Linked DNA regions of Homo sapiens: region 1 is linked to region 2. The links are chromatin contacts, found by POLR2A ChIA-PET in ENCODE. All regions are on one chromosome and are shown on one strand. Each heading gives the region's core, a stretch centred on a gene start or an enhancer-like site at or near the end of the contact. The rest is flanking DNA. Distances are from core to core; before and after follow the strand shown.

Evidence for each region. ChIA-PET counts read pairs that join two places held with the same protein, here RNA polymerase II (POLR2A).
Region 1: POLR2A ChIA-PET joins it to region 2 with 10 read pairs in BJ. The contact joins two enhancer-like sites. POLR2A ChIA-PET finds 5 or more read pairs at or near these places in 2 of 52 experiments (BJ and activated T-cell).

Annotation. Positions count from the first base shown.
Region 1 is chr16:12,008,771-12,015,639 of GRCh38, forward strand. All of the region lies in intron 3 of SNX29 (sorting nexin 29), which reads left to right. Among named protein-coding and RNA genes, the nearest start is that of SNX29, 35 kb to the left of the region's middle. Within about 2 kb of position 2,086, at least 4 of the 41 ENCODE cell types and tissues checked have a DNase peak (open chromatin) inside an H3K27ac peak, as active enhancers do.
Region 2 is chr16:12,794,855-12,802,221 of GRCh38, forward strand. All of the region lies in intron 1 of CPPED1 (calcineurin like phosphoesterase domain containing 1), which reads right to left. Among named protein-coding and RNA genes, the nearest start is that of CPPED1, 5.3 kb to the right of the region's middle. RefSeq lists an enhancer at 7,213-7,292. Within about 2 kb of position 5,982, at least 2 of the 41 ENCODE cell types and tissues checked have a DNase peak (open chromatin) inside an H3K27ac peak, as active enhancers do.

The DNA.
Region 1 (6,869 bases), core at 836-3,335, 790 kb before region 2:
TTGCTCTGTCGCACAGGCTGGAGTACAGTGGCGCAATCTCAGTTCACTGCAACCTCCACCTCCCGGGTTCAAGCGATTCTCTTGACTCAGCCTCCCTAGTAGCTGGGACTATAGGTGCGCGCCTCCAGGCCTGGGTAATTTTTGTATTTTTAGTAGAGACGGGGTTTCACTATGTTGGTCAGGCTGGTCTTAAACACCTGACCTCAAGTGATCCACCTGCCTCAGCCTCCCAAACTGGTGGGATTACAGGCATGAGCCACTGCGCCCGGCCTATGTTTAGTTTTAAGGCTACTGTTTTTATGTCATATGATGCTAGTTTACCATTTACAACTGTGATGGAGCTTTCCATTTTTTAAATTTTAAAATAATTTTTAAACAGGTGTATGTAACTGAACAAAGTGAGTCAAATTCAAGACAAATAAGTAAATAATAGTACATATCCTTACACCGAAAAAAAGCTGCCAAGGTGTTGGTGGATGAGTAATGTTTCGAGTAGAGACAGTGCTAGCAGGACAGAGCAGACCATTGCTGGATTTGGGAGCCTAAATGGTGCACCGTATTTTGCCAAAATACAAAATCCAAGGTGGATGTGTGTGAGCATGTTTTTGTATGTGTGTGTGGGTATGTGTGTGAGAGATATATATATGTATACATGTATATATATATTTTTATATGTGTGTGTGTATATATGTGTGTGTGTGTGTGTGTGTATATATATATATGTATATTTGATCTTGTGAGAGACGGACACCGTGAGATGCTGCCATCTTCACATGGAACATAAAACAGTATTGACATTAGGGGAAATGCAGGCGAGACTTGTTTTTTCCTTCAGATGGAGTCCTGAGAAGCCTCCCCAGGAGGAAGTGGTGGCAGCCGCTGGGCTCTGAAATGCGCGCTTCTCTTTGTTGGTGGTGTTTTCTAGCTCTGTTTTTCTCTAGGAACAAAGACTCGTTCTTATGGTTCATTGAAATTATTCCATGTTCTTTCAGTCAGACTGGCCTGTGAAGAAGCTTTAAGATATCTTTGGAATATTTTGCCCTCTAGAAATAATGGCCCAGGAGCTTTGTAGGCCCTAGAAGTTACCTCAAAGACTAGAAACGTGATTGTTCCGCCAAGGCGTCTTTGTCCCATACGGAATCAGAGGACGTGATCTGGAAGTTTTCCCTTCAAATTATGAACAGGAATGCTAACGGGGGCAGTGGAATCAGCATGGGCTTTGGAGCTTGGCATTTGAATCCTGGGTTTGCCAGTTCTGGGTTGTGTTGCGATTTTGGGCAAGTTTCTTTCTTGCACCTCAATATCCTCAACTCTGAAATGGGTAGTATAATGGTATTCACTTCAGAGGGTTGTTATGAGTCAGTTCATGTGCAACCCTTAAAACATTGCCTGGCAGGTAGTAAGTTTCCAGTAATTGTTAGCTGTTGTGATTTTCATTATAAGGATATGTAAGGTGTTTTGACACTTGGTAGACATTTACCACACACTCACACACTGGATCTCTTTGCCATATGGGTGGCAGTGAGTTGGCTTCAGGTATTCATCTGCATTTAGAAGTTGTTAATTATGGCCAGGTGCAGTGGCCCGCACTTGTAATCTCAAGCCCTTTGAGAGGCCAAGGTGGGAGGATCACTTGATCCCAGGAGTTCGAGACCAGCCTGGCCAACATGGCGAAACCCCATGTCTACAAAAAAACCAAAAATTAGCTAGCCAGGTGCGGTGGTGCAGGCCTGTGGTCTCAGCTACTCAAGAGGCTGAAGCGGGAGGATCACTTGAGCCTAGGAGGTCGAGGCTGCAGTGAGTCATCAACCCGCCATTGCACTCTAGCCTGGGCGATGTGAGACCTCGTCTCAAAACAAACAAACAAACAAACAAGAAATTGCTCTTTTTAATGAACTTTCAGGTGACTGTCAGAAGAAATCATAGGAGAGCATTTCTTCTCCTTTCAAAGCATGCAGAAAAGAATGATTTGTTTTGGTGATTTTTTTTTTTTTAACCTTTTGAGGAATTAGAATCAGTTTTGGACTTTTCAGGAAGCTAAAAACCAAAACCAGCTGCCCTTTGTTGTTCCTGATGTTATTCTTAATGCAGTTGAAAACTGTCACGTGTATCCCCCAGAGGACTTACGAAACGGAATGGCTTTTTCAGGCTTTTTTTTCTCTTTTAAATATCTCTGAATGTTTGTCATGTGATTTTTATGTTCCCTGCATCACAAGTTTCTTACCAGCCTCTAACTAGTTTGAGGTGTTGACTGGATGTTACGATTCTTGTCATCCTGACCAAAAATCCTGGGGTTCATTAATTGGACTCTCCCCCTCCCTTACCCCAAGTACTTTATTTCCACTTTGAGGCTCTGTAGTAGACAGTCCATATTGCATACTCTTTTATTTTACTGCTTGATTAAATGAATTGCTTGGGGTTTTTTTTTTTTTTTTTTTGAAAAAAGATTATTTCTAGCAATGGGGAACCTCCAGGACGTTTAACAAATCTAAGCCCATTTTTATATCTGATTTTTTTTTTTTTGAGACAGGATCGCACTCTGTCGCCCAGGCTGGAGTGCAGTGGCGTGATCTTGGCTCACTGCAACCTCTGCCTCCCAGGTTCTAGCGATTCTTGTGCCTCAGCCTCCGAGTAGCTGGGATTTTAGGGGTGTGTCACCACACCCAGCTAATTTTTGTGTTTTTAGTAGAGACGGGGTTTAACCATGTTGGCCAGGCTGTTCTCAAACTCCTAACCTCAGGTGATCCACCCTTCTTGGCCTCCCAAAGTGCTGGGATTATAGGCGTGAGTCACTATGCCTGGCCCTGAACCTATTTTTATATCTAAATTTAAATTAATATTTGTCTTACTTATATTGATAGTTGTTGAGAAATACTGCCTAGGCCATAATAAACATTATGTTAGCACCGTCATCTTCGTCATGAACCTGACAGTGGAGAGAGGTGGTGAGCATGGGGTGTGAGCTTTGGTGTCAGATATACTTACCTTCATGCCTCCTTCAGCCACAAATCACCAGTTACCAGCTGTGTAATTTTGGACTGACTTAGCTCCTTTAAACCTCGCATGCACCATCTGGAAAATCAGATAATAATAATGATACTCACTTGCTAGGGTTATAGTCAGGATTAGCTGTAATAATATTTGCTTGGTACACCCAGTTAAAACGTAATAAACTCAAAACTTTTTTTTGTATGACTAGACATACCTGTGTTTTTTGACAATTACTAGTAACTGAAGGTTGGAGGGATTGCCTCATTAATTCCTTCATTCAACAGGTATTTATTTATAGAGTACTATGTTGGCATTGGCGATGCAAATTGGATGAGATGGTTGCTGTCTTCAAGAAATTCAAAACTGAATCTGGGAGTTGGACATGTAAATTGTGGGCAATTATGGTGACCTGTAATAAATATTAGTTGTCATAGGGCGACAGCAGGGTTGTTAGCGGTCAAATAGGTGGGATAGGAATTTTAGGCAGAGGGAATAGCAGATGTGAAAGTGCAGGGATGTGGGGCAAAGTGGTGGGGTGCATGAATGAGTGTTGTTTGGTTTGGGAGATCAGTTGGAAAGTCAGCAGGTTCTTCTCTGCTATCACAGGGAAGTATTGGAATGCCATCAGTTAGGGCAGTATTTCTTTTGTTTATTTTTTATTTTTGAGACAGAGTTTTGCTTTTGTTGTCCAGGCTGGAGTACAGTGGTGCAGTCTTGGCTCACTGCAACCTCCGCCTCCCACGTTCAAGTGATTCTCCTGCCTCAGCCTCCCGAGTAGCTGGGACTACAGGCGCCTGCCCCCATGCCTGGCTAATGTTTGTATTTCTCGTGGAGATGAGGTTTCACCATGTTGGCCAGGCTGGTCTTAAACTCCTGACCTCGTGATCTGCCCGCCTCGGCCTCCCAAAGTGCTGGGATTACAGGCGTGAGCCACCGTGCCTGGCAGGGCATTATTTCTTAAACTTAGGCCATTGTGTACCATTTTCACCATTTTTGCCATTTCTATGTTCCATCTGAGCCAGAGGTTGGCTTGAGGTGGAATTCCAAGGCACTGTCTACTCTGGTCTGGTGCTGGTTATATTTTTTCCTGACACACATAAATGTTTATCTGGGTTTCCCTAAAATCGTGTCATGTACTGTGTACCTACAGCGTAGTATGGTACCAATTGGGAAAAAAGAAAGAAAATGACAAAGTCACATTTGCATTTCAGGTAGATAGCTTCTGCCCAGGATGCATGGGTTGGGGTGGGTGGAGGAGTGGAGGTGGGTGGGGTGAGATGGAATCTGGGAGAACCGGGGTTGGAGGGCAGAGTGAAGCAGGGACTGGGGAAGAGACAGAAGGATTGAGGTTTGGGACTGAGCCTTGATGAGATTCAGTGATTACCCAGATGTGGAGGTTGAGAAATAATGTCATGGCTCTACCATGGAAGCTTTGCATAAAACAGCAAAGCCAAATAGCCAGCAAACATATATTAGGAAAATAAAGACACCGAAATTCACTAGTAGTCAAGGAAATGCAAATTAAAGCAACAGTGAGCTGCCTACTTTTCACCCATCAGACTGACAAAACCTCAAAACAACAGTCAAGATTATTGTTAGTGGCCAGGCACGGTGGTTCACGCCTGTAATCCCAGCACTTTGGGAGGCTGAGTGGGGGACAGATTGCTTGAGGCCAGGAGTTCGAGACCAGCCTGGCCAACATAGTGAAACCCTGTCTCTACTGGGGGAAAAAAAAAAAAATATATATATATATATATATATATATATATATATATATATATCGAGAGAGGAGAAAAGGGTGGTCTCATGCACTGCTGGCCAGAAAGCAGGAATGAAAAGAAATATATATTGGTTTTTAAATTATTTATTTTTATTTATTTATTATTTATGTATTTAATTTTGTGATGGAGTCCCGCTGTGTTGCCCAGCCTGGAGTGCAGTGGCATAATCTTGGCTCACTGCAACCTCTGCCTCCCAGGTTCAAGTGATTCTCCTGTCTCAGCCTCCCGAGTAGCTGGGATTACAGGTACATGCCGCCATACCCGGCTAATTTTTTTTGTTTTGTATTTTAGTAGAGATGGGTTTCACCGTGTTGCCCAGGCTGGTCTTGAACTCCTGAGCTCAGGCAATCTACCCGCTTCGGCCCCCCAAAGTGCTAGGATTACAGGCATAAGCCACCGTGCCTGGCCTTTATTTTTATTTATTAAGAAAATGTTTTTAAAGACGGGTCTTGTTATATTGCCCAGGCTGGCTTTGAACTCCTGGCCTCAAGTGATCCTCCCTCCTCAAACTCCCAAATAGCTGAGACTCCAGGTGCATGCCACTGTGCCTGGCTGAGTTTTTATTTTTTTAAAGCAAGCTTTTGGTTTGAATTTTTTGTTCTCTCAGGCTGTGGACTTTGACCAGACTTGGAGATCCCATTGACTATTGGCTTCATGTGATTTCTCGTGTCTCATTTATTCACGCCTGCATCCAGGGGCTCTTGTTTTTCTCCATTCTCTTTTTCCGTTTTGATTTACTGGCTCCTGCAGCAGATTCCTTCTCAGTGCCAGCACCTGTTCCTGATTTTGTCATTCCTCATCCGCCAAGAGTATCCAGGCAGCATTTGCATCTAGACCAAGAGTTGGAGATCTGTCTATACCAGGGAGGACAATTATTGTTTATATTAGTAACATTTGGAAATTATCAGAGCCGGGCGCGGTGGCTCATGCTTGTAATCCAAGCACTTTGGAAGGCCGAGGAGCACAGATCACCTGAGGTCAGGAGTTGGAGACCCGCCTGACCAACATAGAGAAACCCTGTCTCTACTAAAAATACAAAATTAGTTGGGCGTGGTGGTGCATGCCTGTAATCCTAGCTTCTCAGGAGGCTGAGGCAGAAGAATTGCTTGAACCTGGGAGCCAGAGGTTGTGGTGAGCCGAGATCATGCCATTGTACTCCAGCCTGGGCAACAAGAATGAAGCTCCGTCTCAAAAAAAAAAAAAAAAAAGAAAAGAAAAAGAAAATCATCAGAAATTATGATTTACCATTTAAAGATAGGTTATTTTTCCATTTTCTGGTTCCTCTGTACAAAGATTAATTTGATTATTTGTATGTACCTTTCTGCTATTCTCAAACCTTCACACTTATGGTACCTTGAAAACTGCTGCCTTGTGAGTTATCACTGTTGCAAAGCATGAATTTTTTTCTTTTTACTTTTTGGTCAACTATTTTTTTTGGGGGAGAGGGGGAGGGTCCCGTTTTTTCTGTCCTGTATGTTTTCCTTCCCTTTGGGTTGCTTATGTTAATGACCAAGAATTATTTGTTCTATATTTTTCCATGCGTACACAATTATTTACAGATAAAATAGCCATGTATATATACACATATATGTAGCCTTATTGCCATTGTTTTACAAAAATAGAATCATACATAATGCTGTGCATTTTTATTTTTTATCTTGGTACTCCTGCACTGAAACATTTCCAAGTTATAGTTCTTTTTTTTTAATTTTTTATATTTTTTGGAGATGGTGTCTCACTCTGTCGCCAGATTGGAGTGCTGTAGTGCGATCTCAGCTCACTGAAACTCTCTGGTTCAAGTGATTCTCCTGCCTCAGCGTCCGGAGTAGCTGGGATTACAGGCACGCACCACCATGCCTGGCTAATTTTTGTATTTTAGTAGAGATGTAGTTTCCCTATGTTGGCCAGGATGGTCTTGATCTCCTGACCTCGTGATCTGCCCGCCTCAGCCTCCCAAAGTGCTGGGATTATAGGCGTGAGCCACCGTGCCTGGTCTTTTTTTTTTTTTTCCGAGACGGAGTCTTGCTCTGTCGCCCAGGCTGGAGTGCAGTGATGCGATCTTGGCTCAGTGCAAGCTCCGCCTCCCGGGTTCACACC
Region 2 (7,367 bases), core at 4,732-7,231:
AATGGCCGTCCTTCCAAAATCTTTATCTGCAACTCTTCAGAGAACTAAGAAAGCAGATGGGCTGGGACTTCGTGGCCAGGCGGCTTTTGGCATCACTGGCTTTGGCTGACGCCATTCGAGACAACGGTTAAAGAGGGGAAAAGACATTTCCAGAACCTCTCTCACTTTTCAAGAGCAGAACTCCACTTGGGGTTTGCCTGGTTTTGGTGGATATTTGCTGTTATTTTTTTTCCCATTTCCCTAACAAGACAGCAGGCAGCTGCTGTCCCAGGCAGCACTCTGGGAAGAACTGGTAGAAGGCGCCTTCTCTGGGCAGAAGCAGCTGTGTAGGCACATGGCCAGGCTAACAGAAGCCCCAGATGCAAAGAGAAGGTAACCCTTCCCCCGGGCAGATGTGCTCCATGTGAGGGCACCCACCTGGTAGGCAAAACCTCTGCCTCTAGATGCTCTGGAGTAGTGCACACAGTGCACAGCCACCTGGTGTAGTCATGCAACTTTTTTTTTTTTCAGAGTCTCGCTCTGTGGCCCAGCCTGGAGTACAGTGGCATGATCTTGGCTCACTGCAAACTCCGCCTCCCAGGCGCATGCAGTTCTCCTGCCTCAGCCTCCAGAGTAGCTAGGATTACAGGTGCCAGCCACCATGCTCAGCTAATCATTGTATTTTTAGTACAGATGGGGTTTCACCATGTTGGCCAGGCTGGTCTCAAACTCCTGACCTCAAGCGATCCACTCGCCTCAGCCTCCCAAAGTGTTAGGATTACAGGCGTGAGCCACTGTACCCAGCCAACAACTTCTATTGGTTTGATCAACACCTTGGTCTCAGCTTTGTTTAGTCCGGAGACTCCATGGTACATGAGAGCAGTGGGTTGGACAGATACACCCAGGTGACCCAGGTGGAGTGTATTCATTCATACTCATCCATTTACTCAATATTAAATGGTCACTGAGGCCAGGCGTGGTGGCTTAGGCCTGTAATCCCAGCACTTCAAGAGGCCAAGGTGGGCAGTTCACTTGAGGTCAGGAATTCAAGACCAGCCTGGCCAACATGGTAAAATCCCATCTCTACCAAAACACAAAAATTAGCCAGGTGCAGTGGCATGCACCTGTAGTCCCAGCTACTTGGGAGTCCGAGGCAGGAGAATCACTTGAACCCAGGAAGCAGAGGTTGCAGTGAGCCAAGATCACGCCACTGCACTCTAGCCTGGGCGATAGAGCAAGACTTTGTCTTAAAAAAAAAAAAGCCACTGAGTGTCTACTACTGCTAGACACCATCCTAGGTCTGGGCTTCTTGCTCCTCAAGAATTTATAGTGTACAGGTAGAAAAAGACAGCAAAGTCACAAGAAGAAACATACAACTGGCCAGGCACTGTGGCTCATGCCTGTAATCCCAGCACTTTGGGAGGCTGAGGCAAGTGGATTACCTGAGGTCAGGAGTTCCAGACCAGCCTGGCCAACACGGTGAAACCCCATCTCTACTAAAAAATACAAAAATTAGCCAGGTGTGGTTGTGTGCACCTGAAATCCCAGCTACTTGGGAGTCTGAGGCAGGAGAATCGCTTGAATCCAGGAGGCAAAGCTTGCAGTGAGCCGAGATCATGCCACTGCACTCCAGCCTGGGCGACAGAGTGAGACTCTGTCTCAAAAAAACAACAAAAAAAACTCACAATGAGATACTACTTCACACCGATTTGGATGGTTATAATAAAAAAGAGTGGCAATAAGAAATGTTGGCAAGGATATGGAGAAACTGGAACCCATATACACTGCTGGTGGGAATGTAAAATGGCGCATCTGCTTTGGAAAATAGTTTGGTGGTTCCTCAAAATATTAAACATAGTTACCGTATGACTCAGCAATTCCAATCCTAGGTATCTACCCAAAAGATATGAGAACAAATACCCTTAAGAAGATGTGTCTGTGACTGTTCATAGCAGCTTTATTCCCAATAGACAAGAGGTACCCAGATGCGTGAAATGTCCATCAGTGTCAAAAAAAAAATGTCCAAATGTTTATCAATAGGTGGTCGGATAAACAAAATGGGTTATCTATACAATGGAATATCATTTAGTAAAAAGGAACAAAGTATTGGTTCAAGCTACAAAATAAGTGAGCCTCAGAAACCTTATGCTACCACAAAGAGGCCAGTCACAAAAGACCACATATTTTTCCATTAACATGAAATGTCCGGAAAAGGCCCATCTATGGAGGTAAATTAGCAGTTGCCTGTGCTGGGAGTGGCAACATGAAGAGACTTGCAAGTGGGTATAAAACCACTTTTTTGGGAAGGTAGAGATGTGCTAAAGTTAGATTGTGACTACACCACTCTAAAGTTAATAAAATCCCTTGAGTTGTAAACTTAAAATGCATGTTATGGTACATAAATTATACCTCAAGAAAGTTATTAAAAAAATTTAGGCCAGGTGCGGTGGCTCATGCCTGTAATCCCAGCACTTTTGGAGGCTAAGGCAGGAGGATTGCTCGGGTCCAAGAGTTCAAGACTAACCTGAGTGACACAGCGAAACTGTCTCTACAAAAAATATAAAAATCAGCCAGGCGTGGTAGCACCTTCTCTGTTCCTAGCTACTCAGGAGGTGGAGGTGGGAGGATCGAGCATGGCTTGAGCCCAGGAGGGGGAGGCTGCAGTGGGCGGAGATCATGCCACTGCACTCCAGCATAGGTGACAGAGTAAGACCCTGTCTCCAAAAAAAATTTTAAAGCAGGCAAGGCCCAGTGGCTCACACCTGTAATCCTAGCACAGGGATTTCCAATCTTTTGGCTTTCCTGGGCCACAACGGAAGAACTGTCTTGGGCCACACATGAAATACACTAACATTAATGATAGCTGATGAGCTTGAAAAAAAAATGGCAAAAAATTCCGAACTTTTAAGAAAGTTTAGGAATTTGTGCTGGGACACATTCAAAGCCATCCTGGGCCACATGTGGCCAGCAGACCATGGGTTGGACAAGCTTGTCCTAACAGTTTGGGAGGCTGAGGTGGGAGGATAGCTTCAGTTCAGGAGTTCAAGACCAGCCTGGACAACACAGTAAGACCTTGTCTCTACAAAAAAATACTTAAAAATTAGCCAGGCATGGTGGTGCACGCCTGTAGTCTCAGCTACTCAGGAGGCTGAGGTGGGAGGATCACTTAAGCACCACAGGTTGAGGCTGCAAATCAGCCATGATCACACCACTGTACTCCAGCCTGGGTGACAGAGCAAGACCACCTCAAAAGAAATAAAATACAATAAATAAATAAATAAATTTTTGAAAATGAAAAACCCCGACATTCAAAAATAAAATTAATTGTGTTTTCTGGAAATGTTATAGTGCAAACTTTTTACATATGTGTGCTGGTCACTCTATCCCTTGACTGATGATTACAACAAAGAGTTGAGAAAGTAATCATAAGCCCTATTTACTCACAGGAACTCTCAAATAAGAGGACCTTCAAATATATCTCAAATAAGAGATAACTAGTTTGGCCTAAATGTATGGCACAATTTAAAGCATTTATTTCATCATCATCATCCTGTTAGAATTTTTAAAACCACAATATTTTCAACTTTGTTCAAACTTGGAGATACCTTTCCAGGTCTACTATTTCTAGAAAAGTTCTTAGGTGAGACCTGCAAGAGACAGAGTGAGTTATTTTTTTACTGACACTATTCTCTGCCAAGGGAGAAGTTTTCCAGAGAGTACAAGGAAAGATTCAGGATTAGCAAATTCCATCAGCTTCTTAGGAATGAAATGTCTGGGAAAATAATCTTTTTAAGAATACCACCCATTAGTCCAGTTCTCTGAAGGGAAAATATCAAACTGGAAAAACAGATTCAGACCTAAAAATAATTAAGTCACTTTAAAAGCATATTTTATCTTGATCTCTCTCCCTTTTAGGATTTCTTCAAAACAGAAGCCATAAACTTCTCAAAAGACAATTACTAGAAGAAAGTAGTCCTAATTAGGATATGTGTCAAGAAAACCTAATTATCAATTTGCCTAATTAAAATGAATATCTGAACATGCCTTAGGAATGTGAGCTTTCTCAGGTGAGACATGTACAATTTTTTTTAATCAACATCCGTCAACAGAGCCTAGCACATTATGTTAACAGGGAACGGATGACTGAAACCAAGTGTCACACATACCACTACTGGAAGGAGTTGATGGGAATACTGTTACTCACGTAAATCACCGGTGGGAGGAAATGGGTCTTAAAGCAAAGCGCTCTTTCATTTAATTGGCAGGCTACACTTGGAAAACAAACTGCTCAATGAGCTGATTCTGCAGCAAAGGTGAAGGGTTCAGAGCTGTGATTTTTAGGGACTGTTGCTTGAGTTAATCAAACCCCTTTGATGGTGTGTGTTTTGGCAAGAGAAGGGGAAAAGTCAGTTTTTTTTTTTTTTTTTTTTGAGACACAGTCATCACTCTGTCTCCTAGGCTAGAGTGCAGCGGGCAATCTTGGCTTACTGCAACCTCCGCCTCTCAGGTTCAAGTGATTCTCCTGCCTCAGCCTCCCAAGTAGCTGGGATTACAGGTGCCTGCCACCACACCCGGCTAATTTTTTTAATTTTAGTAGAGATGGGGTTTCGCCATGTTGGCCAGACTGGTCTTAAACTCCTGGCCTCAAGCAATCCACCTGCCTCGGCCTCCCAAAGTGCAGGAATTACAGGCGTAAGCCACTGCTCCCAGCCTCGAAAAGCTAGTTCTTTAACTTTCTCAGTCTGCCCAAGGGGCAAATCTACTGGCTTCCCAAGGAGTCTGGAGAGGCCTCTGATGCCTCTAAGGGCACCTCTCCAAGTTGCCAGCGATGCTAATAGAGTCAGGACCCCGGGGAATTGTCAATGAGTGCAATGGAAGCAGCAATGGTAGGCTAGGGTTCAGCACCTAGTAATGTGAACCCACAAACCTGGGGTTCTCAGCAGAACACTCTGAGGCTGGGCCTCTCTAGGCCCTCCGTTAAATGACCCATCCTGGGTGTGTCTATGGGACTGCATGGCTCACAGAGGAGATCAAGTGCTGGCCCCACTTCTAGATTTACTCGGGGCTAAGAAAAGTTCAGAGTCACTCTCTCCTCCTATCAGCAGGGTAGGTATCTTATAGATTTATCATCAAGTCTCTCTCCAGCATCCCCATTCTTATCCAGGGGAGCTGCTCTCTGATCCTCTGGTCCCAGTGGTGGCCCCCTGGCAGCTGCAATGGCCTAGGAAGCTACTATACCTCAGCACTCCCACCATCTCCACTGAAAGACACCCCGTGCCCAATAGGCACCTCCAGCTACAGCAAATAAACACATTCAAAGTAAACAATGGGGGCCAAGTGCGGTGGCTCATGCCTGTAAATCCCAGCACTTTGGGAGGCCGAGGTGCCTGAGGTCAGGAGTCCCAGACCAGCCTGGCCAACATGGCGAAACCCTGTCTCTACTAAAAACACAAAAATTAGCGGGCATGGTGGTACATGCCTGTAATCCCAGCTACTCGGGAGGCTGAAGCAGGAGAATCGTTTGAACGTGGGAGGTGGAGGTTGCAGTGAGTAGCATCACTGCACTGCAGTCTGGGTGACAGAGCTAGACTCTGTCTCAAAAAAAAAAAAAAAAAAGTAAACCATGGGGGACTACAGAAATGCAGCCTCTGGACAAATCCTTGAGCTCCAGCTTCCAACTGGATTGCATCCCAAGTTGCTCTAAAGTAGAAATGCTTTTGTTGCCATTGCTGCAATCAGACCACTCTTTTCAAAATAAAAATCTGATCATACATCCTTGCTTCCTCACACATCCAGCTTGAAACCTCTTGATGCTATTAGGACACGACAAAAATCCTTAGTTACCACCACCTCCCTCTCCAGCCTCAGCCCACACCATGTCCCAACCTCATCTTTCTGCTCCAGACTCAGAGACTTCCTTCAGCCCTCATCCTTCCCTTTCCCATCCTGCCATGTCCTAGGACTCTCACACTTGCTCTGCCCATGGTCCACATGGTCTTCCCTCCCTTCGTGGCCCAGTTAACTCATACTCCTCTTTTAGCAATCAGACGAAGCAACACTTCCTCAGGGAAACCCTGCGTGAATGACCTCAGAGCCCACCAGTAGCCAAGCATTATTTTTTGTGCCCTAGCTTTGTACCTGGATTATTACAAGCCTCTGAGAGCATGTAACTTGAACCACTCCCCCGCCCCCAACTTCCTATTCTCCACCATACTGGACAGTGCAATAGGAATATAAGAAATATTTATTTCCTTTCGGTTTTTTTGTTTGTTTGTTTTGAGCTGGAGTCTTGCTCTGTTGTCCAGGGTGGAGTGCAGTGGCACATTCTCGGCTCACTGCAACTTCTGCTTCCCAGGCTCAGGCAATTCTCCTGCCATAGCCTCCCAAGTAGCTAGGACTACAGGCATGTGCCACCACACCCAGCTAATTTTGTATTTTTAGTACAGATGGAGTTTCACCATGTTGACCATGCTGGTCTCGAACTCCTGACCTCAGGTGATCCACCCGCCTCAGTCTCCCAAAGTGCTGGGATTACAGGCGTGAGCCACCGCGGCCGGCCCTCAACAAATATATAGGCGTGAGCCACCGCAGCCAGCCCACAACAAATATTTCTTGAACTGAAAAAAAAAATAATACAGCAGAGTAACAGGGAACTCTCATATACTGCTGGTGGGAGTATAAATTGGCACTACCACTTTGGAAGGCAGTTTGACCACATCTAGTAATGCTGGGGATGATTATACCCTATAACCCAGAACATAGCTTGTAGGTATATGCCTCAGAGTAACTCTCCCATGTGTCCACAAAGAGATTTGTACAGAATGTTCATAACAGCACTGTTACCAAGGGCAAAAACCAGAAACAACTAAATGGCCATTGTATTAGTCAGGATCCTTGCAGGAAATAGTTGGCATTCTCAAATTAGGATGATTTTAAAAAGGGTTTAAAAAGGGATTACTTGGTGGGGGTTGGGTGGACGAAACCTACAAGGGAGTGTGGTAACCCAAGGTTAGAAAAGCAGAACCACTGCCACTCCCACGCCTCAAAGGAGGAAATGGTTACTCAAATCCAGAACTAGAGAGAATGAGGAGAAAAGCTGTCCTGAGAAAAGGAGCGACCTTGACCTTCAGGGGTGGGGAGGAAGACAGCCAGGCGAGGCAACCCCACAGAGTAAACTGCAAGAATAAATACAGCTGCCTTTTGCTTCTCTCCCTGCTCTGATTTCTTCTCAGGGCTCCCCACTGGCTGAGCCCAAAGGAAAACCAAAAGGCAAGGAGCCCACCGATGTAGCTCACGGAGGGCAAACCCCTGGGGCATGGTGGGGAAGGGAGAAAGGTTTGGAGAGGCAAAGGGAAGATATTCAGCATATACATCAACAGAATGTATAA